Linked DNA regions of Homo sapiens: region 1 is linked to region 2. The links are chromatin loops, found by intact Hi-C in ENCODE. Cell type or tissue: ascending aorta. All regions are shown on one strand. Links, peaks and the distances in the headings refer to the core of each region. The heading gives the core; the rest is flanking DNA.

What was found. Hi-C counts contacts between places; a loop is a spot of excess contacts. Peaks named below come from ENCODE experiments on the same cell type or tissue, not always from the same donor. Only the 100,000 strongest peaks of a DNase experiment are listed, where the experiment ranks them.
Region 1: it touches region 2 in a loop (1.9-fold over the local background); 6 of 110 quality-filtered maps call a loop at or near these places.

What each region holds. Positions count from the first base shown.
Region 1 is chr20:57,655,468-57,667,807 of GRCh38, reverse strand. It overlaps PMEPA1 (prostate transmembrane protein, androgen induced 1), which reads left to right. Exons shown (of 4, transcript NM_020182.5): 2 at 8,111-8,265. Among named protein-coding and RNA genes, the nearest start is that of ZBP1, 41 kb to the right of the region's middle. RefSeq lists enhancers at 323-939, 3,445-3,959, 5,219-6,091, 9,943-10,072, 11,908-12,340. In ascending aorta, for the core only: no CTCF peak of the experiment used is centred there; DNase peaks (open chromatin) are centred at 3,057, 5,247, 6,267 and 10,107; H3K4me3 peaks cover 2,352 bases; H3K27ac peaks cover 5,584 bases.
Region 2 is chr20:57,955,586-57,967,925 of GRCh38, reverse strand. No RefSeq gene overlaps it. Among named protein-coding and RNA genes, the nearest start is that of LINC01742, 42 kb to the left of the region's middle. In ascending aorta, for the core only: no CTCF peak of the experiment used is centred there; DNase peaks (open chromatin) are centred at 3,215, 3,665, 4,545 and 8,726; H3K4me3 peaks cover 480 bases; H3K27ac peaks cover 3,391 bases.

The DNA of each region.
Region 1 (12,340 bases), core at 2,151-10,150, 300 kb after region 2:
GAGAGGGCAGTAAATGAAGTGGCTGGAACCCCAGGGCCGCTGGGGCTCTGCAGAATGACAATGAGGCCCCGCCAGGCGGGTCTCATCCAGGCAGGCCTAACAAGATTAGATTTTCATAAATTTCAGACAGCGCCAATTCCTAATTCCTCGGTGTGCGGCCAGGAGGCCAGACAGGGCCCCATGCACTGGCTGCTTGTTAACCAGGAAGGACGCCAGCTGCCCCTCCCCTGGGACAGACTGTTGGGGTGGCGGTGGAGGGGGGTCGTCTGGTCTGGAAACCTCCATGGGGCCGGCAGGAGCCGGGTGGACTCTGCTCCCAGCTCCCCAGCTGAAGAGAGAGAAATGAGCCCCAGCACCCCATTGTTGCCCCCGTTATTTCTGAGAAACTCAGTCGCCGCCGCACCTCCCCGCCTAGTGCCCCCGTGGGCTGGGTGGGTTCTTCTTGCACATTAACAAATTTTCCAGCGACCCTCTCCCCGTTTACAGCCATGAAACGTCCCAACAGGGATCTGAACCCTGAGGCCCCTGCTCTGCCCTCAGTTCAGGTCCAGGCTCTGCCCCCAAGAACAGAGGTCCAGAAACTTGGATGGGAAAGAATAGTGTCTTTGCCTTACCTGAGCTCTAACTGAAAGGTGGGGTCCCCTTGGATCCCAAATGCAGGCACCTGACCATCGTCTCCTTGACTGCACCAAAGACACAGCTGGAGGTGGGAGCCACCATCTTCACTCCACAGGCCCATGTCCCGTACAGGCCTTCCAGCTCTGGACGCTGTGGGTGTCCACTGCGAGGTCATTTAATGCAATTATATTTCTGTATCGCACACGTGCCATCGTGTGTATCATTCCCGTGTCACAAATCTGCTTCGGAGTTTGGAAACTATTTCCAGGCCCGTCCCCTCGCCTGTGATTGGGGCAATGCTGCCCCTCGGGGCTTGTCATGAAAAACTCAGAGACAGGGTGAAGTCTTTCGTGGTGAGGGGCTTGGCACACAGGAAGAGGCAGAGGAGAGGGCAGCTGTCAGCGTCTGTGTTATGCCATGGCAGGTGCCCATAACTCCTGGCACCCGCTTCCTTCCTCACCGTCCGGATTTTGCTCTGCGCTGGCTCAGAGGTGGGTACCACAGGCCATGAATACCAGCTTCATGGACTGCGTTGGGGGCGACACGCCAGGCACTTGTTACTGACCCCAAGATCAGTCACATTCAACACAAGCCCTTGGCTCAATCTCCCGCTGTTTCTGGCATTTTGGGATAATCACACTCAGGACTGCTGGGGGTCGGGCAAACGGTCAGGCTTTGGGGTCAGAGGAACTCATTTCTGAGCCTTGGACTGTGCGGTCTTTGGCGGTCGCCTCACCTCTCCCAGCCTCAGTCTCCTCATCTGCAAAGTGGGGGTCCCATAAGTACGGACCTCACAGAATGACGGTGAGAATTCAATCAGATGATGTGCATAAAGGGTTCGGCCCCCCTGCATGGCATCTAGGGAGTGGCCTGCTCACGGTTCCTCTCCTGCCAGTGTAGGACAAACAGGACAGGGCAGAGCTGTGCCCGCACCTCCCAGAGGGACTGTGCCTGTCTCTGGAGGAGACCATGAAAAGGAGGATGGGGCCTCTCCAACGAGGCACACGAACCTGTTAATGTGAAATTATTCACAAGGAAAGAGGACACTAAATTAAATTAGAGTGACCTTATTTTGTGTTTGGAAGATGGGCTTGGTCACCCCCGAGAGCCTGCTGCATTCATCACCCTCCCCAAGGGAAAAATTACGAAGAAAAATGGCAGGAGCCCCCGGGCCCTCCAAGTGATGAGCACAGCCTTGATGCCCAGAATGAAATGAGAGCGAGATGTTTCTCCTTCCCAGCGGCTTGTGTTGCCACGGCGGGCCCTTGGGGGAGAGAAAGGTGCCTCCCCGCAAGGGCCTCAGAGTCAAGTTCAAAACATGATGTGTGTATGAAGCGGCACCAATATAAACATGGGATCCAGCGCATGTTAGCCCCTGAGGGGCCTTGGGTCCAGCCACCATCCTGGGTGACCTTTGGGACTGACTTGAGCTCAAATCTCCCACCTTGGGGACAGAAGCCAGTCAGGGAACACCTGGCTAAGCAGGCTTGTACTCTGCAGCCCAGCAAACCTCAGCATTTCCAGGGACCATCAGGGGAACGAGGGATGCTTTTTGTCCCCAGAGGAGTGTCAGTAATTGTGACAATGGTGACAGTTGAGTGTGCTACGTTCTGTCCCGTTCTGAGCTCTCGCATCCATTATTTCACCCCTGCCCCGGTTGGTTCTTTTTTTTTTTTTTTTTTGACAGATGAGGTAACTTCCTCTCAAGGAGGTAGATGCGCACAGCATCACACAGACAATGGATGCACGAGGACTGGACCAGAACATCAGAACCACATCCTCAGATTCCCGGGGCAGGGGGCGGGCGGACTAACGCCGTGGGCGAGCTAGGAAAATTTAGCAGGAGAATGAAACCCTTCCCCCTTTTGAGTTCCTATATGGCGGCTCTGGGCTCAAGTCTCAACCTTGCTCCTAGTTGCATCTTCTAGGGCTACTTCTCCCTAAGCCTCAGTTTCTTCATCTGCAAAATGGGCATGGTGATGTTACCTAAATTGGGGAGGCTCAGCTCAGTGGCCCCGGGTCATGTGTTAGAATCATGACAATACTTACAGTGACTACAGTGAGTTTGGGTGTGCCCTCTCCTGCTCTGTCCCCTGTGGCCTATGACTGCTTGGCAATGTGTCCTGTGGTCACAGCAGAGTTGAGCCTAGGTCAGGGACAGTGGTAGGACCCACCCCTGCAGGTGTCATACTGGGCATTTGATCTGGGATGTCTTTGTCCATGCCTTGGTAAAGGGGCAGTCTGTCAGATTAGGGAAACTGAGGCAGGATTGGTGTGGCTCCATATCTGCCAGTAGTCACTAAGTGACCTGGGGCCCAACTCTTGGCCAGAAGTCCTGAAGCCGCCTGCCCTGCAGATGCCTTGGGTGTGGCCTGCTTGGCCCTTTTAAAACTCTTAAATGAGGTTCCAGCCTTAAAGGACCACAGCTTCACAGCCGGCTCCAGGGTCCTCTGGAGAGAGGGAGGGATGCGGCCGCGCTGGGCCTTCTCTCCTTCCGCCTCGCGTTGGCAGTCCTGCTGGGGTTCCTTCCCTTGCCCGCGAGGCATCTGATCCTGAGAGTCCGGCTCTCAAGCTGCGACTGGGAATGGGCCCCAGCAGCCTCCCTGCGCTCCTCGGAACAAATGCAGGCACGAAGAGGATTCTGCGAGCTGCCGCGGGTGGAGAGCCGTGTTTATATTGGTGCCGCTTCATACACACATCATGTTTTGAACTTGACTCCAAGGCCTTTGCGGGGAGGCACCTTTCTCTCCCCCAAGGGGTCTTTGCTGGTGGATTCACGGTGCCTGCCCAGAGGGATGTGTGGGACTTAGTGTGGGGAGGGAGCCCATGCTTGATGAACTCGGCCTGAGTGGGCCCTGATCAGTGCGTCGTAGAGGCCCGCATGCTGAGTCTCAGGCATCCCTGGGGTGGTGTGGGGTGGGGACCGACAGTGTCAGGGCGTGGCTGTCCCAGGCCAGGTGAGTCCCGGGACCAGGCCTGTGGAGAGGGTGGCTGCCCACAGCCCTGCTCCCGTGATGCCAGGTGGGAACACGGCTGGGGCCAGGGACGGTCGGTGCGCGTGCCCTTGGGTCTCTGGTTTGCGACCGACCTCGCCAGCAGGCACTGCATGGTCCACTCCCCAGAGAATGCATTCCTGTCCCCTAAAGCTGAGCGTCTCCTGGAAGCAGCACCATGGGTGTGAAAGTGCGTGGAAGGTGCCTCCTCACCCCATGCCCAAGGGTGGTCTTCGTTGGACCTGTTTGTGGGCCCCAATGCTGCTGTGCCTGACCAGCCTTCCTCCCGCACAGCATCCGCGCCGGTGGGGCTTGACTGGAGCTGGATGGAGATTTCGGGGCCTCCTTGGCCCAGGGTGTTGCCTTCCTGATGGGTGGGGGTGACCCGGCTGCTGGCTGGAGCACCTCTCTTGCCCCCCTCAACACCTCCAGGTCTGGGCATGTCCAGGGGCATCCAGGAGGGTCTGGGTTCCGGCCTCTGCTCACCTATACCCTCTGCCTGTGCTCCACTCTGCCCCGCACTCCGTGCCCTGCACCAAAAGCCTCAGTGCCCACCTTACAGGGAGCCCTCCAGGGTCTTCCATTAGATGCTCCCTCTGCGATTCCAGAGCAGGTCATGTCTCTTTGAGGGTGGATGGGTTTGGGCCACCCTTGTTCTGGTGGAGCCAGGATGGAATTGAGCATCCCGTGTCTGGGTCCACCTCCAGGGAGCACTACATGCTGAGCACATGTCCCCCGCACATCCTGCTGCCCACTGTCCCCCTGCTGCCCACCGTCCCCCCGCTGACACAGGGAGACTGCGATGGACTCAGAGAGGGCCCCCAAGAGCCAGGCTGGGACCCGGGCCCTCTGAGAGAGCCACTGTGCTTCCCTGCCACCACCCTGCTCCTCTCCAGGGTGCTCCTGAGCCGTAGTCTCGGCAACCCTTGCAAATCTCCATCTCCCTAAGCCTGGACCCAGGCCCTTGGCTCACCAAGTCTAGCCAGCAGTCAGTTGTAGTTTCTCTTTTCTAGAGAGTTTTTCTCTCTCCTCTCCCATGTGAATTTTCCTGGGCCAGTGACCCAATGGGAGTTGGTGGCCCAGGGACCAGGGTGACGCTCTTATGCGCTACTGAGCCCGGTGCTCATTTCTGGGAGCGTTTTTCTCACTCTGTGGATACAGACGTCCAAAAGTCAGATCCCCCTGCCCCTGGGGCCGAGCCTGGCGGGGCCAGGAGAGCCGTGAGGGTTTGTCCACACCCATTCAGTCTGCAGGGGCCTCCTCCATTGCCCCTGCATCCCACCGGCCCTGCAGCCCCAGCTACCGTCTCACTGCTGTCTGGGTCCTGCGGGCTGCCAGGGCCCGGGACAGGGACAAAAACAGCCACACACCTCCCTCCCTCCAGGGCTGATGTGGGCTGGGCCCCTGGAGACAGCTGGGGAAGGGGGAACTGGGGTGAAGAGTGCACAGGGTTGGGGGGCAGGGAATTGCAGGCCCCGGGGGTGGGGGGGCGTGGGTGTTACACAAAGCCAGCCCTGTGTGTACCCTGAATGCGGCTTTATCCTGAGTGCTAACAGACGGACCTGGGCCCTACAGAATCAGGCCAGGCTGCCCCGGCCCTGGACCTGCCTGTCTGGGGAGACAGGAGGTGTGGCCACAGCGACCTGGGTCTGAAGCCTGATCTCTCCTGGCCAGGAACATGCGGGTGTCCCACAGGCGGCCCAGGGCTTGGGGCCTGAGTTCCCAGCAGGCAGGGCCGAAGCCTTCTCGGGGCTTGGGAAAGCCCCACCAAGCCTAGTGGGAGGACGCGCCAGCTCTAGGGTCTTGGACTTCTCGAGGCAATCACTTTTCCCTCTGAGCCCGTGTCTCCTCACCCGTGAAATGGGGATGATAATAAAAACGCCCGTTCTTAGGTGTGCTCAGCCCACAGCATGACCGACTGGATTGGATCATTCTTTGTCATGGGGGACAGTCCTGTCGGTGCAGGACGGTTACCACAGCCCCTGGCCTCCACCCACTCCATGCCAGGAGTACCCCCCAGTTGTGACAACCAAAAATGGCTCCAGACATCGCCACATGTTCCCTGGGTGCAGACGTGGCCCCAGCTGAGAAACACTGGCTCATTAGCAGTGTAGACAATGGCGCGCTGAGCCCTGGGTGCAGATGCGGCCCCAGCTGAGAAACACGGGCTCAGTAGCAGTGTAGACAGTGGCACGCTGAGCCCTGGGTGCAGACGCGGCCCCAGCTGAGAAACACTGGCTCAGTAGCAGTGTAGACAATGGCGCGCTGAGGGTGGCACAGATGCATAAAGTGCCCGAGACGGGGAAGTTCTGGAAAACCTGTTGGGGAAGAAGGAGTGGCAGTGGACACAGGTGTGGGAGTGCTTCTGTGTGGAGAGGCGTCTGCCACTTCACAGACAGTGACATTCCCACCTAGGATGGGCTGCTTTCCTGCCTTGGGGAGAGCGAGGCTGGTGGCAGGAGATGGCTGGGCCCCCCGGGTTTGGAGTGTGCTTGCCTGGGCTGTCTGATGGCCCGAGCGCCTGGCATCGGCTCTGCACGGCCTGTTTTTTCTCCAGTTGCCACCTGACACCTGCCCACCCCGATCCCCCTCCCCCGGCTTTGGTTCCTCGGTCCTGGGAGGAGGAGGAACTGAGTCAGTGGCACTGGGCTTGAACTGGGGCCCCCAGGGAGCCTGGCTAATTGCTTGTTAGTGCCAGGGAGCCCTGGGGAGTCCTCCTTGCCCCCATGCCAGCCGGGGTCTGGGGAGTCACATTCCTGCACACCTTGGGCAGGGTGTCCTGGGCAGGGCGAAGCTGGAGGAGCTTTGGCCCCGGACGCTGCCGGCTGGTGCCCACTCTGCCGTGTCAACTCCAAGGGACCCGGCGTCTTGCCCATTGCTGGGGGCTCTGCTGGCACCGTGCTCGGCCAGCTGCCGAGGCCGCTTCGGCACAGACCCGCTTGAGTCAGCAGAAACTGCCCGGCTCAGGCAGGATCAAAATAACCTTCTTCCTATTCCAGCACTTGAGGGTTTTTCCGCCTTCTAGGGGAAAAACAAATCAAAAACCAAAAAAGAAAAAACAAAAAAACCCAACCTTAGAAAATGCGAATGGCAACATCCGCAGCCATCTGGAATGTGGGTTTTCTGAGGCCTTTTCACCAAGAGGAGGGTCCTGACACCCCCGTCCTGTTGAGCGTGGCGTGTGTTTGTGAGTCCTGGGATGGATGTGTGTGTGTGGGCACGTGTGGTGCGCTGTGTCTGTGTGTGTTTGTGTCTGTTGGGAAGTGTGTGTTGGGATGTTGACTTGGGTGTGGGACTGTTGAGGGGTGTGTGTTGGGGTGTTGATATGTGTGTAGGAGTGTTGGGTCGTGTGTTGGTGTTGACGTGTGTGTAGGAGTGTTGGAGTATGTAGTGTTGTTGACGTGTGTGTAGGAGTGTTGGGGTGTTGTGTGTGGAGGAGTGTTGGGGTGTTGTGTGTGTAGGAGTGTTAGGGGTACGTGTTGGGGTGTTATTTGTGTAGGAGTGTTGGGTCATGTGTTGGTGTTGATGTGTGTGTAGGAGTGTTGGAGTATGTAGTGTTGGGGTGTTGTGTGTGTAGGAGTGTTAGGGGTACGTGTTGGGGTGTTATTTGTGTAGGAGTGTTGGGTCATGTGTTGGTGTTGACGTGTGTGTAGGAGTGTTGGAGTATGTAGCGTTGTTGACGTGTGTGTAGGAGTGTTGGGGTGTTGTGTGTGTAGGAGTGTTGGGGTGTTTTGTGTGTAGGAGTGTTAGGGGTACGTGTTGGGGTGTTATTTGTGTAGGAGTGTTGGGTGTGTGTTGGTGTTGACGTGTACTTAGGAGCGTTGTGTGTGTAGGAGTGTTGGGGCATTTGTGTTGGTGTTGTGTGTGTAGGAGTGTTGGTGTGTTGACATATGTGTAGGAGTGTCAGGTGTGCATAGGTTTGTGTACACACGTTCACATGTAGCTCCTCTTTGTTTAATTCCACAAAGCTTCACTCCCAAACTCAGTGCCAACTTCCTCTCTCCGCACTCAGGGGTCCCCTTCTCCTCCCAACTGCTCCCTCCCTGGGCCCCTAAGAAGGGTCTGTGACCGTCTGCCCGAGCCTTTGCCCAGCGACAGGAGCCAGTGCGCAGGGCTCCCTTTCTGCCAGTCAGCTCACGCTGTGCATCTGCAGAACGGCTCCAGGAGGCTCTGAGAGCAGAGAGCAGGGCCTTCCTCCTGCCTGTCCCGTTACCTCCTTCCGGTCAGTCCCTACAGAGGGGGTGTCTGGGTCCCAGGACACCTTTGAGGTGCTCTCCCAGCCAGCAGTACCCCCTCCTCCGCCGTGAGAGCAGCTTCCCTGCACGTACCCCAGCCCCAGGCATCGCCTGTGACCTTGCCGGGAGAGTGGCGGGGGCTTTCCTGAGTCTGGGTTGCACTCTCGTCCCCCTAGGTGGGTGAAAAAGCTCAAAAGGGCTGAGCCCTGAGCACAGCGACCTGCAGGTGTCCAGGGTCTCACGTGTCCCTCTTTGTCTCCACAGCGGAGCTGGAGTTTGTTCAGATCATCATCATCGTGGTGGTGATGATGGTGATGGTGGTGGTGATCACGTGCCTGCTGAGCCACTACAAGCTGTCTGCACGGTCCTTCATCAGCCGGCACAGCCAGGGGCGGAGGAGAGAAGATGCCCTGTCCTCAGTAAGTGCCCCGCCATCCCATCTGTGGCCTGAGGGTGCGGCAGTGGGACGCCCCTTGTAAAAACTCAGACGGGATCCAATGGCAGCGTTTGCAGGAAACAGATTCAGGGCAGGAAGACAGGGGCTGGGGAGCCCACCTGACAGCAGCTTCCTCCCCTGAAATGGGAGGAAAGCACCCGCCAGGCGGGCCTCAGAGATGCTGGAGGAACGTGGGGAATGAAGAGCTGGGCTGGGAAGAGGCTTCGTGATCCACTCACGCACTCAGCTGACTCTCGAGCAGCCTCGGGTCGCAGGCTCTGTGCAGGGCCTGGGGAGAGGGCAGCACACAGGTCCTTGCTGTCATGGAGCTGACGTTCCAGGAGGGAGATGAGACGCCCAGTGGTGATAGCGCCATGCAGGAGATGCGACCACTGGGACCTGGGGGAGCCTCTGCGAGGAACCCTCGGCTAGGGAGGCAGGGCTGGGCTCACAAGCAGCGCAAGCTGACCCCCGTCTTGACCCACATCTCTCGAGGCTGAGTGGAGACAGACCTAGAGAGATGAGGCTGAAAGCAGGGAGGCACCTGGGGCAGGCAGCACAGGAAGGCATTCTGGGTCCACACAGAGGCCTGACACAACAGGATGGTGGAGACGAGGGGCCGGCATTTGGCTCTTACCCACCGGGGTAGTGGTGGGAAAGGTGCCTGCAGTCCTGCAGCCCTGACCCAGACGGAAGGGAGGTGGCGGCCCTGCCCTCGTGCCCGTGCTATGCTGACATCTGGTCATGTGGTCACAATGCCTTGGAGAGCCATAGAGGCAACAGGACACCAGGTCCCGGGGCCTAAGTTTAATCCCATCTCCACCAGTACTGGCCACGTGCCCTCAGACCTGTCCCTGATCTACAAAATGGGGCTTCAGATCCCCCATTTGTAAAATGGGCTGACAGTCACATCCACCTCCCCAGAGATTCAGGGCTTTAGCACAGAGCACGGGTCTGGTCATTACTGGCTATAAAAGCACTTCCATCCATCCATCCATCCACCTGACAGATCTCTACCCAGCACACACACGGGGTATGCAAAATTCCCCCTGCGTTTGGGAAGTGGCTGTGAGCCAGTCCCAGGGGGTGCTGCTGGTGAGTTGGATGGGCGCAGACAGGAGCAGGTGCACGGATGAAGGAAGCCGAGGGCCGTGGCCAGGAAGTTGGGGCGAGCTGCTCTTGAGGCCGTGCTGTGCAGGACCAGGTGAAGTGGGCGCGGGAGTGTGAGGAGGACAGAGCCCTGCAGGAGGGACCCCGCTCTCCATTACAGTCCTGGGTGTTGATCTCTCAGAGTTGTGAGCATTGGTGGGTGTTCTGGAAACCCCAAGAATTTCCCTTTCGAATCTCCACAAAGTCAGGGGCAAACAGGGCAGATCTGGGTCGGTGGGAACTTGCCCGCCTCTGACGGTGAACTCCCGGCTCCATGTCGGCCGCCTGAAGCCCGGCTGTTCGGTATCCTTCAGCAGGTGGACCAAAGGGCGGCACAGAGTTAATCTCTTAATGGCTTCCATCTCTGCACCCAGGATGTGTAACTCAACCACGTGGGGCAGGAAGCGGCTGTTTAAAGAGCAGGCTGGGAACTGTGGGGAGGAGGTGGCACGTGGCCAGCCCTGGGGCTGCGGCACGTCTCTGAGCCGGGGCTCACCAGGTGTGGGGAGGACTCACAGAACAGGCAGCACTGAGTGTGGCCTCCCCACTTCTGGGGACGCCTGGGGTTGGTGGTGGCGCCCAGAGTCCCTGGGCTGAGCCAAGTCAGCTGAGAAGCCTGTTGGCCACAGTCCCTAGCCGGAAGGCCTGTCCCTGGCAGGTCTGGACACCTCTGCTTGCATCAGGCCCCAGCCTCAGTGCGTCACCAGGTTGCCAGGGCAAGGAGCATCAGCCCTGGGACCTCTGATGGGAATGCCTGGCCCACAGACCCGGGGCCCACTGTGCGTCCCAGCACGCTGTCCGGAGGGCGTGCTGCAGACCTGCTGCTCTCAAGCCCCGACGTGTTTATTTGCTGTTGCTACCACTCCAGCAACAAGCACTGGTTACGTCTGCCCAGGGATGCCATCAGGGACTTCAGGGGTTCACCCCACTTTCCAGAGGAGAAACTGGGGATGAGAGAGGTGGAACATTTGCCGGAGGCCACACTGCTTGTCACTGCCGGTGTGAAGAGCCCACAGCCTATTCCGTCCTCCCTCAAGTGCTGGGGAGAGTGACGGTGCCTGGACATTCCAGAAGGCACCAGCCCTGGAGGGGCACTAACTCCAGGCTGGACTCACCTTGCCCCTCGGAGCCTCAGTGTGTGCATCTCCACAGTGGGTTGAAGCTAGGCCTGTGCGGCCCGTGGTCATGGGGAGGATGCAGTTAGTGGAGAGTGTACCGTACCCAGAGGCCGACTGCAGGGGCTTCACTGTTGTGGAGCAGGAGACGGCACCTGGGATCCTGCTGCCAGGAAGGGGTAGGATTCCGTCACACCTTCGGCCAATAGAAAGTCTCCTCCCACTGTCTACCCAGCCGCCTGCACAGCCGCCCGGGATGCCTGGCTGGGTAAACGTGGAGCCTCACTAGGCCTAAAGCAGAATGTGGCAGCTCCCCTGGGGACCCCCTGCCAGACAGGAGTCCCTGGGCCCCGCGGCCTTCCATAGAGATCCACATACAGCTCTTATCTGTCCCGGGCCCAGTCTACATCCCCCCAGCCCATCCATGCTCTGCCCCTGGCATGGCTATCCGACCATGGCCCCTTTTCAGGGTGACCCTGGGGGTCCCCTCTTGCCTGTATGGAGACAAGAGCTCGTGCCTCACCCACCTGCCTCACCATCTCAGGTAAGACCCTGAGCTCTGAGGTCTTTTCTCGGCCTTGTCACCTCCTTGTTGTGTGACACTGGGCAAGGATCTGCCCTCTGAGGGTGAGGCTCCAGTGCAGGCAAGCCCCTCGACCAGGGATGGCACTTCCACCCTGGCGCTGCTCCGAGGGTATTCGGGACATGATGCAGAACGTCACTGCAGTGACCGCCCAGCCACGGAGTGGCGCAGACTTCAGGTTTACCCAGAAAGGCAATCCCAGTCTTTGTGCCCAAGGCCTGCTCAGACTAGGAACTCAGGCCTTGGATGGGGTGACCCTTTGTCCTCTTTATCCCCCAATCAGTCCTCAGTGTGGGTCTCCTGCTCCCGAGAGAACCCAGCCCACCAAGGGCCCATTTCCCAGGGGCAGGGACAAGACTGTGGCCAGGCCAATGTGCGACAATCTGCCAGCAGCGGGAGCCAAAGACCTAGCGTCCACTCCCATGGCCTCAGGAGATACCGAATTCCCCCAGGCCCCTTGTGCTGGGCTGTGGGGGAATTCAGTATCTCCTGAGGACATGGGAGGTACCGAATTTTTTAGGAACATCTCTTTATTCTTTAGAAACATCTCTGAGTCCTCGAAGTTTGATAGAAGGCCATCCCGTCCCCTTGGATGTTCCTGGGGACTCCAGGGGAAGAATGGGCAGCTACGTTCTGGCCTCGTGGTGTTAAGACTCTGGAGGGGTCTGGGAGGAGCTGCCTGAGCGTCAGCTCACTGCGGCTGCCTGGTTTTGTCAATGAGGTCTTTTCTGAGTGTGAATGAAGTGTTTTCGAGTGCGTTTTGCCCATAGCTGCGCTTGGCTGTAGCAGCAGGGTTCAGTGGTATGACAGAGACCCGCCGGCCCACAAACCAGAAAATATTTTACTCTCTGGCTCTTTATGGAAACAGTTTTCAGACCCTTGGTCTAGAAGCATCTAAATGGGGAAGGCGCAGGTGGACTGGGTGCGCCCACTTCAAAGAAGAGGAGTCCACCCCGAGCCCTGGGAGTCTGGGAGTGGTTGGAGGCTGCTGGGAGCAGGGGGCTCGTCAGCAGTGGCTGTAGGATTGGAACCTGTCCTTGTCCTCCACCTGGGGTGACTGGCAGACATAGCCAGAGGCTGGGGAAGGTTCCAGACAATTCTGAAGCTGGGCCCACCTCCCCCGACTTCTCAAGCCACTTTGGAACCTAATTCCACAAAGATGACTTGCACGGGTCACCCAGCAACTTCCGCACTTAAGTAGCAACCTGAGC
Region 2 (12,340 bases), core at 1,509-9,508:
AATATAATCTCCAGTTACTCACTCCCCTCCTCCCAAGCAAGTGGAATGGTTTTGCAATTTAATTTAATCACCCACTGAGTTTCCAAAATTAATTTCCTGTTAGAAATAAATATTGTACTATGAATTATAAATCAGACCAGGCGGTAATTTGCAGACAACCTGTAAATTACAATTTCTACTGTTGTTCTCTACAGCAAATAGAAGAGGGAGCACTTAGTGTCCCCGAGATAAGCCTGTGTAGCCACTTAGGAGGAAGGTCAGGTCTGAGTGGACCTGTCATCCACGGAGGAAGGCTCTGGCTGCCCGGGGTCGGGGGGCTTCCCACCATTAGCTGCTTCTGCTCCTTACGATTCTGTAGCACCAGCATTTGGAGAGCTCCCCACTGTCTATTGGCCCCCCGGGGGTAGAGCTCTGAATGACAAGGTCCCTGATCCAGGACGTCAGCGCCTCTTAGTCGTGCCCCACATGAAGAGGCAGTGATAATAAAGATGGAGGGAAGCACTCACACCGCACTCACCATGTGCTGATGGCTGTTCCAAGCATTTGCATATATTAATTGATTTGATCTTCAGAATAGCCCTATGAGATAGGCTCTATGATCAGCATTATATTAAGGATGAGGAAACTGAGGCACAGAGAACACGAGTAACCTGCCAGTGATGGTGAGTCAGCAGGTGGCAGTGCCCTGTTGTGTGAGGCAGGCTGGGTCCAGAATTGGGGTACTCCTCATCCCTCACACTCATGTCCTGGCTGGCCCACTCTCATCCCACTGCCTTCTTCCCAGCCAGGCCACTTTCATCTCTAAGCCTGACAGCCTTCGAAGCTCCCAGCCAGTCTACAGCTTCTGCTTGTCTCTACAAGGGCCCCTCTCTCACCAGGGAACTCAGAGAACTCCTTAGAAATGGGAACTCCGGGTGAAAAATCCCAGGACTGCCTCGTGCTCTTAGGATGAATGACACAACACCCTTGCCTCCAGACAACTACCAGGTGGGCAGGAAAGATGGAAGCTCTCAGCACCGGCAAGCTGGGCCCCTGACAGAGGTTGTTCACTGTGCCTTCTTACAGAGAAATGATGACCTCATAGGTTGCACTGGGGGTGGGAATGAAAAGATCCTGGGAAGGGCACGTGTCTGTGTTTCTCTGGTGAGCAAACCACTTGCAAATCCATGAGGCAAAGTCCCAGCATCCATTCAATATCCATTTAGCAAAGTTGTTATTGACTAAAAGCTAAGCCATCGAAAGTGGGGTGACTCCATGGTGAGTGGCACAAGGAAGACCCTTGGCCCCAAGTAACTCCCAGTTCAGGAAAAAGATGGACAGTAAGCTGGCAACCCCAGTGCTGCACGGCCCACCCGTGCTGGGAGTGGGGGTGCAGGGCCGTGCATGGGCCTGAGGGGGCTTCTGGTGGCTGTCTTTTCCTCCCACAGCCTACGAGCCTGAGGAAGCTCCTCTCATCTACCCAACTTACAGGTGGGGAAACTGAGAGGTGAAGTGACTTTGCCCAGGTCATAGGGCTGGTGTGTGGCAGAGCCAAGGGCATCAGGCAGCTGGCTGCAGAGCCCATGGGGTGACTCTCATGAGTCCCAGCTGTTTTTTCCTGATTCTCAGTAAATTGTTGAATGAGAATGTCAGGTCAGCCAGCAGAGGCAGCTCATGGGGGTCCTGCCTAGAGTGAGTTCTCTCACCCACTCTGGGCAGATCATTCTTTCCTCCCAGACAATCTTTGGATCCATTAGTCTTTCTGTGGCAGGTTCAGAAGCCCAGTGCAAAATAGCTAAGAAAAAAAAGAAAATGTACTACCTCATTTTCACTAGAATTCTGGGAGAGTGCTAATTGCAGGCATGGCTGGATCTAGGGACTTGAGCTGTGTCTTCTGGATCATTCTCTGTCTCTCCTCACTTGATTCTAAGTGGCTTCTGTTCCACTTCTAGCAAAGAGGCTGCCTTGCCCTGCAGTCAGGGGGCACCCCAGCTGTCCTCCACGGGTGTCCTCACAGCTCCACACCCAAAAGGAAAAGCCACTTTACCAACAACAGCAAACACAGCCATTTTCAGAGAGGGCCCCAAATGGCCTGGCTGAGGCCAATTGCCCACTCCTGAGCCTACCACTGTGGCCAGAGGAACGGGTGCTGTGACCACCTAAGGCATTGATGAATGCAGTGAAAATGTAGGTTGATGAATGCAGCGAAGATGTAGGGCAGGAATGACATTCGATGTCGGCCACAAGGTGCTCCAAGCGCTCCAAGTGTTGTGCTGGAAGTGGCTTCCGCTTCACAGGAGGCTTGGGTTGGGCTGCCCCCGGGAAAACCTTGGGGTAGACCAAGGGAGACCCCCAAACCACCTTCCCACGGTTTTCCCAGCCTTGACCTCCAGAGCCATTCAGGATGAACGGTGGAGGTGCTTGTGAGCATTCCTGGTCTGGAGCAGGCTCACTGGGACGGTGTAGAAAACAAAACACAAAGCTGGCCTCCCTTCTCGATGAAATATTCAGCCACATTCCAGTATCTCCTCCATTCCCTCATTCCACTATCTGAACACCATTTAACTGAGAGGGATGAGAGCAACCCCCTGAAATGAATTCACTTGAAGGTACAAATGGCTGGTAAGTCATTCAGGTCCTTTCCCACCTGGCAGTTGGTCACCTGATGGTCTTAATGGTCTCTGGGAAGTGGGGTGTCAAGGGTGGGGCAGTGGAAGGAAGAGAAAGGAAAGGAAGGGTCTGCCCCTTCCTTTGCATGATGTAGGACCACGTCCCTTTCCTTTGGAGAACAAGGATGATTCTTCTGGGACTGTCATCACAGAGCCCGGTCCCTGTACCCCCTGGGATGGCAGGTGACCTGACCTAAGCCATTATGGCCCCATCCCTCTTGTCAAGAGGTTGGGCCAGAAACAGTATTCCCTGAAATTGCTGTGCTTGGAGACAGACAGGAAGAAGCTTTTTGTGTTGTTCCTACCACTGGGAGGACACAAACCTAGAATAGCAGGGGCTGCTGTCTCCGCCATGGGGCCGAAGGACAGGAGCCTTTTTGATGGAGGAGAGCCAGAAGCTGAGTACAAGTAGGTAGAGGCGAGAAGGAGAAAGACCCCAGAAGACAGAGCCTGAGTTCCTGGATCCAGCTGTGCCTGCAGCCAGACCTACTTCTGAAAAATGCCTTAAAATGAACCAGTAAACTCCCTTTTGCTTCTCAGCTACTTTGGGTTGGGCTCCTGTGACCTCAGTAGCCAGCTTGACTCATCTGAGGGTTGGCTGAGAGAGTTGTTACCATTTCCATCCCCACCTCCTCCTCTGTCTCCTCCTTCTCCCCTTTCTTCTTCGTGGGCATAACCACTCATTAAGTGCGTATTCTGATCTGTGTGCACACAGGCAGAGCCTCTGTGTGGACTGTATCAGCAAATCCTTCCAGCGAGTGTCCCTTTATCCTTCTCAGTCCAGTTCAGACAGAGCCAGCACCCAGGCCTCTGACTCCAGGTCCACGTTCTTCCCAATTCTCCATGCACAAGACAGTCTAGCACTCCTACACAGTGACCGGACCAGCACCATCCCCAAAGATGGGACAGGCTGTGGCCGGAACAGCTGGCAGTCCTTCTTGCCCCAGTTTTTTCAGTGCATAAATTCCCTTTTCTTTGCTTCTTTCGTCTGGCCCCAGGCCTGGTTCCCTGGGGGACAGGGAAGAAGCAAGTATTTCCTGGAGGCATACTTGGCTTAAGTTTAGGCTAAAAGCTTTTTTAACACAGAGAAATGGAAACTGCCAGAGCCCTGGGGTTAAACCCGTCCAGTCCCAGTTCTGTTGGTAAAACAGAAAAGAGAGCTTGTGTGGAGCTGTTGATGGCTGGTTCTCGAGAGCGGCAGTGGGGACGGCGCCGGGCCGCTGTGGCTGTGGGCCTAGTACTTGGAGGGCAGTGTTAGTGGGAGCAGTAATAGGCTAGTAAGGGTGGGGGAGCAGTGAAGGGGTGACAAGAAACTGAGAACCTCGGACCCCAATTTTTAGTGGTTGGGGCTTCCAGACAATGAGGTGAAACTTCCTCACTGTAGATGGAAGCTTTGTGCAAATCTCAAAGATGTCATGTTTGTAGATTTGGGGAAGGTTTATTTAAAAAATTGTGGTAAAATACGCACAGGATTTTACATATGGCTTAGGGTCACTAAGTACATTCACATCATTCACATTGTTGTACAACTGTCACTGCCTTCCATCAGAAGAGTTTTTTGTTGTTGTTGAGACGGACTTTTGCTCTTGTCACCCAGGCTGGAGTGCAGTGGTGCCATGTCAGCTCACTGCACCATCCATCTCCTGGCCTTAAGCAATTCTCCTGCCTCAGCCTCCCTAGTAGCTGGGATTACAGGTGCCCACCACTACGCCTGGCTAATTTTTGTATTTTTAGTAGAGATGGCGTTTCACCATGTTGGCCAGGCTGGTCTCAAACTCCTGACCTTTAGGTGTTTTGCCCTCCTCGGCTTCCCGCAGTGCTGGGATTATAGGCGTGAGCCACTGTTCCTGGCCTAGTAGAACGTTTTCATCACCACGAATTGAAATTTGGCCTGGCTTGAATACCTCCCCGTTCCCCCTCCCCCAAGCCCTTGGCAACCTCCATTCTACTTCCCGTCTCTGTGACTCCGGCCACTTTAGGTGCCTCCTCCAAGCAGAATTATCCCGTCTGTCCTTTCATGAGTGGCTTATTTTGCTTAGCCTAATGTCCTCAAGGTTTGTCCATGTTGCAGCAGGTAACTCTTTCTAAGCCCTCCCAGCTGACATGTGTAGGCAGAGTATTCTGAACTTTCCAAAAACATGCCTGGGCCTTTCTGATCTCATGATATAGGATCAATCATTTCTTGGCCTAAGAAACCCATGAAGATGATTTGCTCATTTAAGGACCAAACAGAATGATTACGGTGTATTTAGAGTGGGGAACAGCCACATTCTTGAAGGATGAACATTCAGAGCTGACAATGTGACAGATTTTCACTTATGCCACCAGAAACAAGCTCTGAGCTTCTAAGGAGAAATTCCTAGCTCTGGTGACACTAACATTAATTGGCCAGTTTTATGTAACTTTTATTGTAACAACAATAAAAGTTTTAGAAACTTCTTAAAATCTCCAGCCTGCAGATCTTTGCTCTATGGTTGATGCCGGCATCTTCCTAGGACTCCCCTTCCGGCTAGGTTCTTATCAACAGCTCTGGGCAGCATCCTGATCTTTGGTGAGTTCTGACACGCTGGTTTGTTTTAAATGCTGTCCAGCCACGCTTCTCACAGCACCTCACGTCTAACACATCAACAACCTCTGAGTGACTTGACCTGGATCTGACTCCACTCTGGGTCCTGTCCCAAAGCAGAATTTCTGAGCTAAAAGAGGATCCTTGCAGAAAGGCAGGACGTCAGGCACAGGCTCCTGCAGTCTCTCCCGGGGGTCCACCATCCTTCCAGTCTTTTCTTGGTGGAACTTTCTCTCCCTGCTCAATGCTTCTAATTGGAAAGGAACGGCACATATATATACATAAATATAGACGTATATATACATGTGTGGATTATACAGGCAGGTGGATTGCCTGAGGTCAGAAGTTCGAGACCAGCCTCAAACTTCTGACCATACGTATATATGTATGTGTGTGTGTGTGTGTGTATATATATATATATATATACACATATATATGTATATATATGTGTATATATGTATATATATGTATATATATGTATATATAGATGTATATATATGTATATATATATACACACACACACACACACACACACACACACACACACATATATATATATTTTTTGGAGACAGAGTTTTGCTCTTGTTGCCTATGCTGGAGTTCAGTGGCATGATCTCAGCTCACTGCAACCTCCGCCTCCCAGGTTCAAGTGATTCTCCTGCCTGGGATTACAGGCACCTGCCACCACACCTGGCTAATTTTTGTATTTTTAGTAGAGACAGGGTTTCATCATGTTGGCCAGGCTGGCCTCGAACTCCTGACCTCAGGTGATCCACCCGCCTTGGCCTCCCAAAGTGCTGGGATTACAGGCGTGAGCCACCACACCCAGCCCGGCACATACTTTCTATATCAGCACTTCTAAGCGTGCACCCCATAAGCCGCTTACCCTGGAATCACCCCAAGACAGGACCCGCAGAATCTGCATTTTAAATCATCTCCCCACTAGGTTCTTATACTCACCAAAGGCTAAAGACCAACTGATTGTCTTATGCTTGAATTTTTTAGAGCAAACTTGGGTTATTTTTATAATCAAATAAAAATCAAGATAAATAGCTGTTTTCTTTCTTGTTTCTTTTTCCGGCTGTTTTCTTCCCTTCCTTTCTTCTCTCCTTTAGAGAACCGAAGTTAAGACCCTGCGCAGACATCACAGCACCTCGTCTACCAGACCTTCCGATTCAGGGGCTGCGTCTTTGAGAACTTCCTCAGGGGTCAGCTTTGGAGATCAGCAGGGAGGAGGGTGCTCACCCCAGGAAGCGGGGACGCTCTGGAAACCAGGCTCCTGGCTGTGGTCCTGGACAAGATTCCCAGGCTCCGGGCTGGCTGTCTGCACCTGCTACCTGTTCCCAGGGGAGTGTGGGAGGCCCAGGCTGAGCAGCACAACCTCTTCCCTGGAGGAGCCGTCGCTGTGGGGCCCCCGCTTTTGTTGCCAAGAGCCCAACCTGGAAGTCCCTGGGTGCAAGGTCAGGTGTCTTAGAGGCCAAGGGAAGAAACCCAGACCTCCTTTTATTTTTTTCTAAAGAGTAAACAATACAGCTAATCAAATGGATGAACTCTTAGACTTTTATAGAATCTTCTCAAGACAGTCTGCTCTCCAGGCCCTCACAGTCCTGGATGCAGCACGGGCCCTTGGAGAGAATCCCAGGCATCACAATGACACCGTTTCTGTCACACGGCGTCCTCAGCTCCTCTGTGCTGCTTTTCCCTGTGAGGTCCTTCCCAGCACTCAGCACAACGACCGGCACAGGAACCACCTGCTTTCTCTCAGGGTTCACCTCCTCAGTGTCAATGTCCCACTGCTGGACTGGGAACTCCACGAAGCCAGAGCCATGACTGTTTTATTTGCTGCTGTGTCCCTCGTGCCTGGCACACGGCAGGCCTTCAATATACTGTTTATTTACTAGCTCAGTAAAGAGCGTAAAATTCCCAAATCCTCTGAATTTACAGAATCACAGAATGCAGTCACTCCACTTTTCTTTCTTTCTCTCTTTCTCTCTCTTTCTTTCTTTTCTCTCTCTTTCTTTCCTCCCTCCCTCCCTCCCTTCTTTCCTTCCTTCCTTCCTTTCTTCCTTTCTTTTTGACAGAGTCTTGCTCTGTCACCCAGGCTAGAGTGCAATGGCACTATCTCGGCTCTCTGCAACCCCTGCCTCCCGGGTTCAAGTGATTGTCGTGCCTCAGCCTCCCAAGTAGCTGGGACTATCGGTGCCCACCACCACGCGCGGCTAATATTTTTGTATTTTTATTTTAGTAGAGATGGGGTTTCACCATGTTGCCCAGGCTGGTCTCGAACTCCTGACCTCAGGCAATCCACCCACCTCGGCCTCCCAAAGTGCTGGGATTACAGGTTTGAGCCACCTTGCCCAGCTGCAGTCATTACACTTTTCTTGAGGGCCTACTATGTGCCAGGAACTTTGCCAGGTGTGAGATCCATTAGAAAACAAGAGCCCTACCCAGTTCTTGCCTCATGGAGCTGAGTGATACTAGAACAAACAAGGTTTTGGAAACAGAGAGACAAGGGTTTAAAAATTCCAGGTCTGCCACTTACCTGGGTGCACTTGGGCAGCTGAGCACCAGGGCCTCGGTTTCTCCATTTGTAAAACAGAAGTGATGATAGCATCAACTTCCTCAGGTGGGTGGATTGGAGATAACGTCTGTAATGTGTTTAACAAAATGCTTGGTGCCTACTTCATGCTCAGTAAATTAGCTTCTGCATTACTATCCTAGGGCTGCTGTTACAGAGAACCACAGTGAACGCAACAGAAATTTGTTCTCTCACAATTCTGGAAGCCAGAAGTCCAACATCAAGGTGTTGGCAGGGCTGGCTCCTTCTGGGGACTGTAAGAGAAAATCCATTCCACGCAACTCAGGAATCCTCCACGCTCCTTGGCTTATGGCAGCGAAACTCCAGTCTGACTCACTGCCAAGTGGCTCCTCTCCTGTGTGTTTTCATAGCTCTGCAGCCCTTTCCTCTCATAAAGGTGCCAGTCACTGAATTTAGGACCCACCCTGATCCATTATGATATCAGCTGACCTAATTACATTTGCATTTCTACATAAGCCCACATTCTGAGGTTCTGGGGAGGCATGAATTTTGGGAGGGACACTATCTTTCCCAGAACAGCTTCTATTATTTTGTGTGTGTGTGCTCAGTGCTTCGTAGACTTGACTTTATCCCCTCCTCCTAGCCACCTTATGAGGAAGGGACAATGGCTACCTTGCCTCACATGAGGAGGCGAGGCACAGAGACTTGGAACCTCTCAGGATACACGATCATCTTTGCCCTTGCTTGGAATTCATCTGATTTTCAAAGAGGCGGCCTGCAGCAGAGCCTCCCAACCTGACTTTTCTCTCCAAATGGCAGTCCCTGCACGACAATGAACAAGGAGAAGCTGGGCTCCACAGTGCCCTGTGTTCACAGGCTCCACAGTGAGACGAAATGTCCTGGTTTAAAACGGACATTGATCAGACCTGCTGGGAAGGCAAGCGGGAGGCAGAAAGGCACGGCTGCTTCCAAGTTTCTGTTGGCAGAGAGGGCAGAGCTGACAACTCCCAGTGAAAGATGTTTTCACCGTGGCGCAAGAGCAGAGACAGGGCCAGCGCGGCACCCCAGCCCCGCTCACAGCTCTAGGTTGATGCTTCTCAGAGGGAAGAGCTCTTTCTCTCTCAAGAGTTTCAATAATCGTATCCTAACTTGGCACAGAACCTCACCCTTCCTGGGAACACAGGAATGTTTGCTACTTGATGTCAATAAAATCCAACTCCTTAAGGTCTCTCCTGGGGTCCATGGGGTGGAGTTCATTCCACACCATTCTGAGACAGAGTCAGAGGAATTTGCTGGGTCTTCTCTGGCTCGGAATAAGTCCACCAGGCATCTCTACCTTATCCAGAAGAGAGTCATTTATTTTCACAAGTGCATAGCGGCCGACACCACCAGCACTAACCAGAGTGGATTCTTGCTTCACTCTCGGGGCCCTCATTCAAGGCTGGTCTCTTCCCGCAGGCCTTCTGACAAGTGCCACATTTTGTTCCTCTAACTTGGGTGAAGCCCCCTCAAACACTAGTCTCAAAGATCCCTTGCTACAAAGGTGGGTGCTCGGGCCTCAAATTCAAAGACCCTGACTCAGTAGATCCAGGTTGGGGTCCCAGGACTGTAATATAGGTGGTCCTGGCACCACACTTGGCCAAATGCTGTGTAGCTTGCAAGAAAGCTCCAGAAGCAATCTAGAGCTTTATATCATCACTCAAAAGTAAAGATTTGTAGGAAAGGTTTAAACCAGTGTCTTCCCAAGTTTCCAGCTTCTTCAACCAAACTGCTGGTTGAGGGGAAGGTGATTTGAGATTTTAGGGCATCGATTTATACAGTGTGAAAATTATTCCCCTGTGGTTAGATCAAAGGAAAATTCTTCATCTGGCACTAAGAGTCTTTAGCACCTCCTGACACTTCTAAGCTCCCTTTTGAACAAAGAGAGAGAGGCCTCAGGCTTGAAGCCATCAGCAGGCAGCAGTATCTGGCTGGAATTTAGCAATGCTCGTTTGTGGTCAAGGTATTTATCTCTGTAGTTACCTTTTATTAATGGCAAGGAATGTCGACTTCCATTTATGATAATGATCTCAAGTTTCCTTTTAGTTAAATGTCTAATTAGAAATGTGAGGTGATTTACAGGAAAAGAAAAATAGTGACTTGAATTATAGTGCAGGTGGTAGGTCAGGCCAAAATGATGGTGGTGGTTCAGAAATTACTGAAATTTGGGAACTGCTAGTCTAGTCGATGCTTAGCATTTGGGGTTGAGAAAACCAAGGCCTTGAGAGGGGAAGGAACTCGTCTGAGCTCACGTAATATTGCGTAATATTGGGTGGTGGTCTTTGCTGTCACCCACAGTCACCCACCATGGAGCTCTGCAGAGCTGCCACTTGTGAACCAGGGGATCTGAGCTCGCTGGGGAAGTGTGAGTCTCAAGACACCAACATCTTTAAAACAGATAAAAATAAAGTGGCAAGAGTGACCTCACCCCAGCATGTGGTGGCCGCTGAGAGCAGAGGGTTGTAAAAATTAATTGCCCTCTATTTGTGACCTGCTGTAGCAGGCGGGCCTCCTTTGAGGGGGTCACCCGAGAGGCGGCGGGCAATGGAAACATTCTTTGGGCCTGACACAGTGGTTCAACAGTGACCTCACCCCAACAACTCAAGACTTGTTATTCAAAACTTAATTTTATTTTGTTTCTAAGTGCTTAGGAGCTGGGGCTAAGGCAACTTTTGTCATCAAAAAGAAGGCCCAGATCTTGGAGAGAAGCAGAGCATCCTGAGTGTCTGCCAAGCGCCAACTTTGCAGCCACAGGTTCAAGTTCTTCCCTAATCCCGGCAGATCTGCCTTCTTGGTCCTATTGGTCTCCATGTGTGGTTGGCGCGATCTCTGGGCTTTGCTGATGTGAAGCCATGGGGAGGTGGAGTTTTAAGAGCGGTGTTCTCAGCGGGAAGAGCTCTTTCTTTCTCAAACATTTCGGTAATCTCATCCCAACCTGGCATAGAACCTCACCCTTCCTGGGGACACAGGAATATTTGCTACTTTACATCAATAAAATCCAACTCCTTAGTGTCTCTCCTGGGGTCCATTCATAGGGTGGGGTTCCTCTTTCGGGTCCCCCATTCAAGGCTGCTCGGTCCCTGCAGGTCTTCGTTCTGTTTCTCTAACTTGAGCCAAGCTCCCTCAAACACTAGTTTCAAAGAGCCTTTGTTACAAAGGCGGGTGCTAGGGCCCCAAATCCAAAGGCTCTGACTCAGTAGGTCCAGGGTGGGATTCCAGGACCACGATACAAGTGGTCTGGGCACCACATTTGGCCAAATGTTGTGAGATCCTCATCCAAGGCATGTATTGAAGGAGGGCTCTAAGGAGAAGCTGGAAAGGCAGTGAGGGCAGAAAGGGGCTGGGCAAGGATTGGTCTTAGCTGGAGTCTAGCACAGTCCCATGGGGAGCCCTGGAACAGGAATGACGCCACAGAGTTGAAACCATGTTAGCTGCGAGGCAAAGCATTCAAACCCCATGCCAGTCAGTACAATGCCTGTGGGGTGGGCAAGGAGGACCTTCTCAGTCACGGACACTTTTCCAGAGAAGGCGACAGCAGTGAGTGTTTAGAAGCATCCATGCTTTGGTAAACCAGCTCTCAGGGGTCGCAGGAGGAAGAGTGCTGATTTATAGCTTTTGCCAATGTCTGTGGTGTCAATACATTCTCTATGCTAATTGCAAAGCTACCAATGGTTTAACAATGGGCTTACATATTTCCTGAATATTTAACAATGAGTTCTCTCAGGCCAGGAGGAGCTGGCTCCAGCACACTCTACACTAGCAGTCAACTCTCAAGACAGCTGGAGGAAGCGAAGGTTCCTGGGAAGGAGACTGTGGCAGGGCCCAAATTGCCTCTTGGGCCTGGATGATGGCAGGTGCTTTCTAACCAAGATTCCTGCTTCCTCTCTCACCCATTGTCTTTCCTTGCTCCGTGAGCAAGAGCATCTTTTGCAGACATGGATCCAACGTGCTGCCCCTGGATTAAAACCCTTCACAGGCTCTCCATCACCTTTGGGGTAAAGTCCCCCTCCTCACTTTGGCCCTCAAAGCCCCGTCCCTTGGGCCCCTGTCGACCACCTCTTTCCACTCGCTTTCTCGTGGACTTTCTGCTCCAACCACCCTGACTCTTCTCCCGTCCTTGAAGTTTTGATCTCTCTCATGACCAGACGTCTAGGCCACTTCACATGCAGCCCTTTTGGCCAGAGACACAATGGTGGCCCCTGCCCCATCCGCTCAGCCCACCTCGCTTCAACACAGCATTGGTGGAACGTCTACTTTGCATCTGTCTCATTTGTGAGCAGGGCATTCGGGACTAGCTATGTGAGTTTGGGCTGCTGCACCCCACTTCTTGGCTAAGTTTGCAGTCTGTCTTCCACCCTGGACTGGCTACTCCTTGAAGGTAAAGACTTTGTGTGGCTTCATTACTCCTCAAAAGCCAACACCTAGTACAGGGCTTTATTATGGAGAAATGAACAAATTGATCAGTCTATCAAATGAATAATGAATGTCTGAGTGGTCAAGGCTGCTGCCTGGTAACAAATGTCTCCAAGAAGAGCCCCTCAGAAGAGT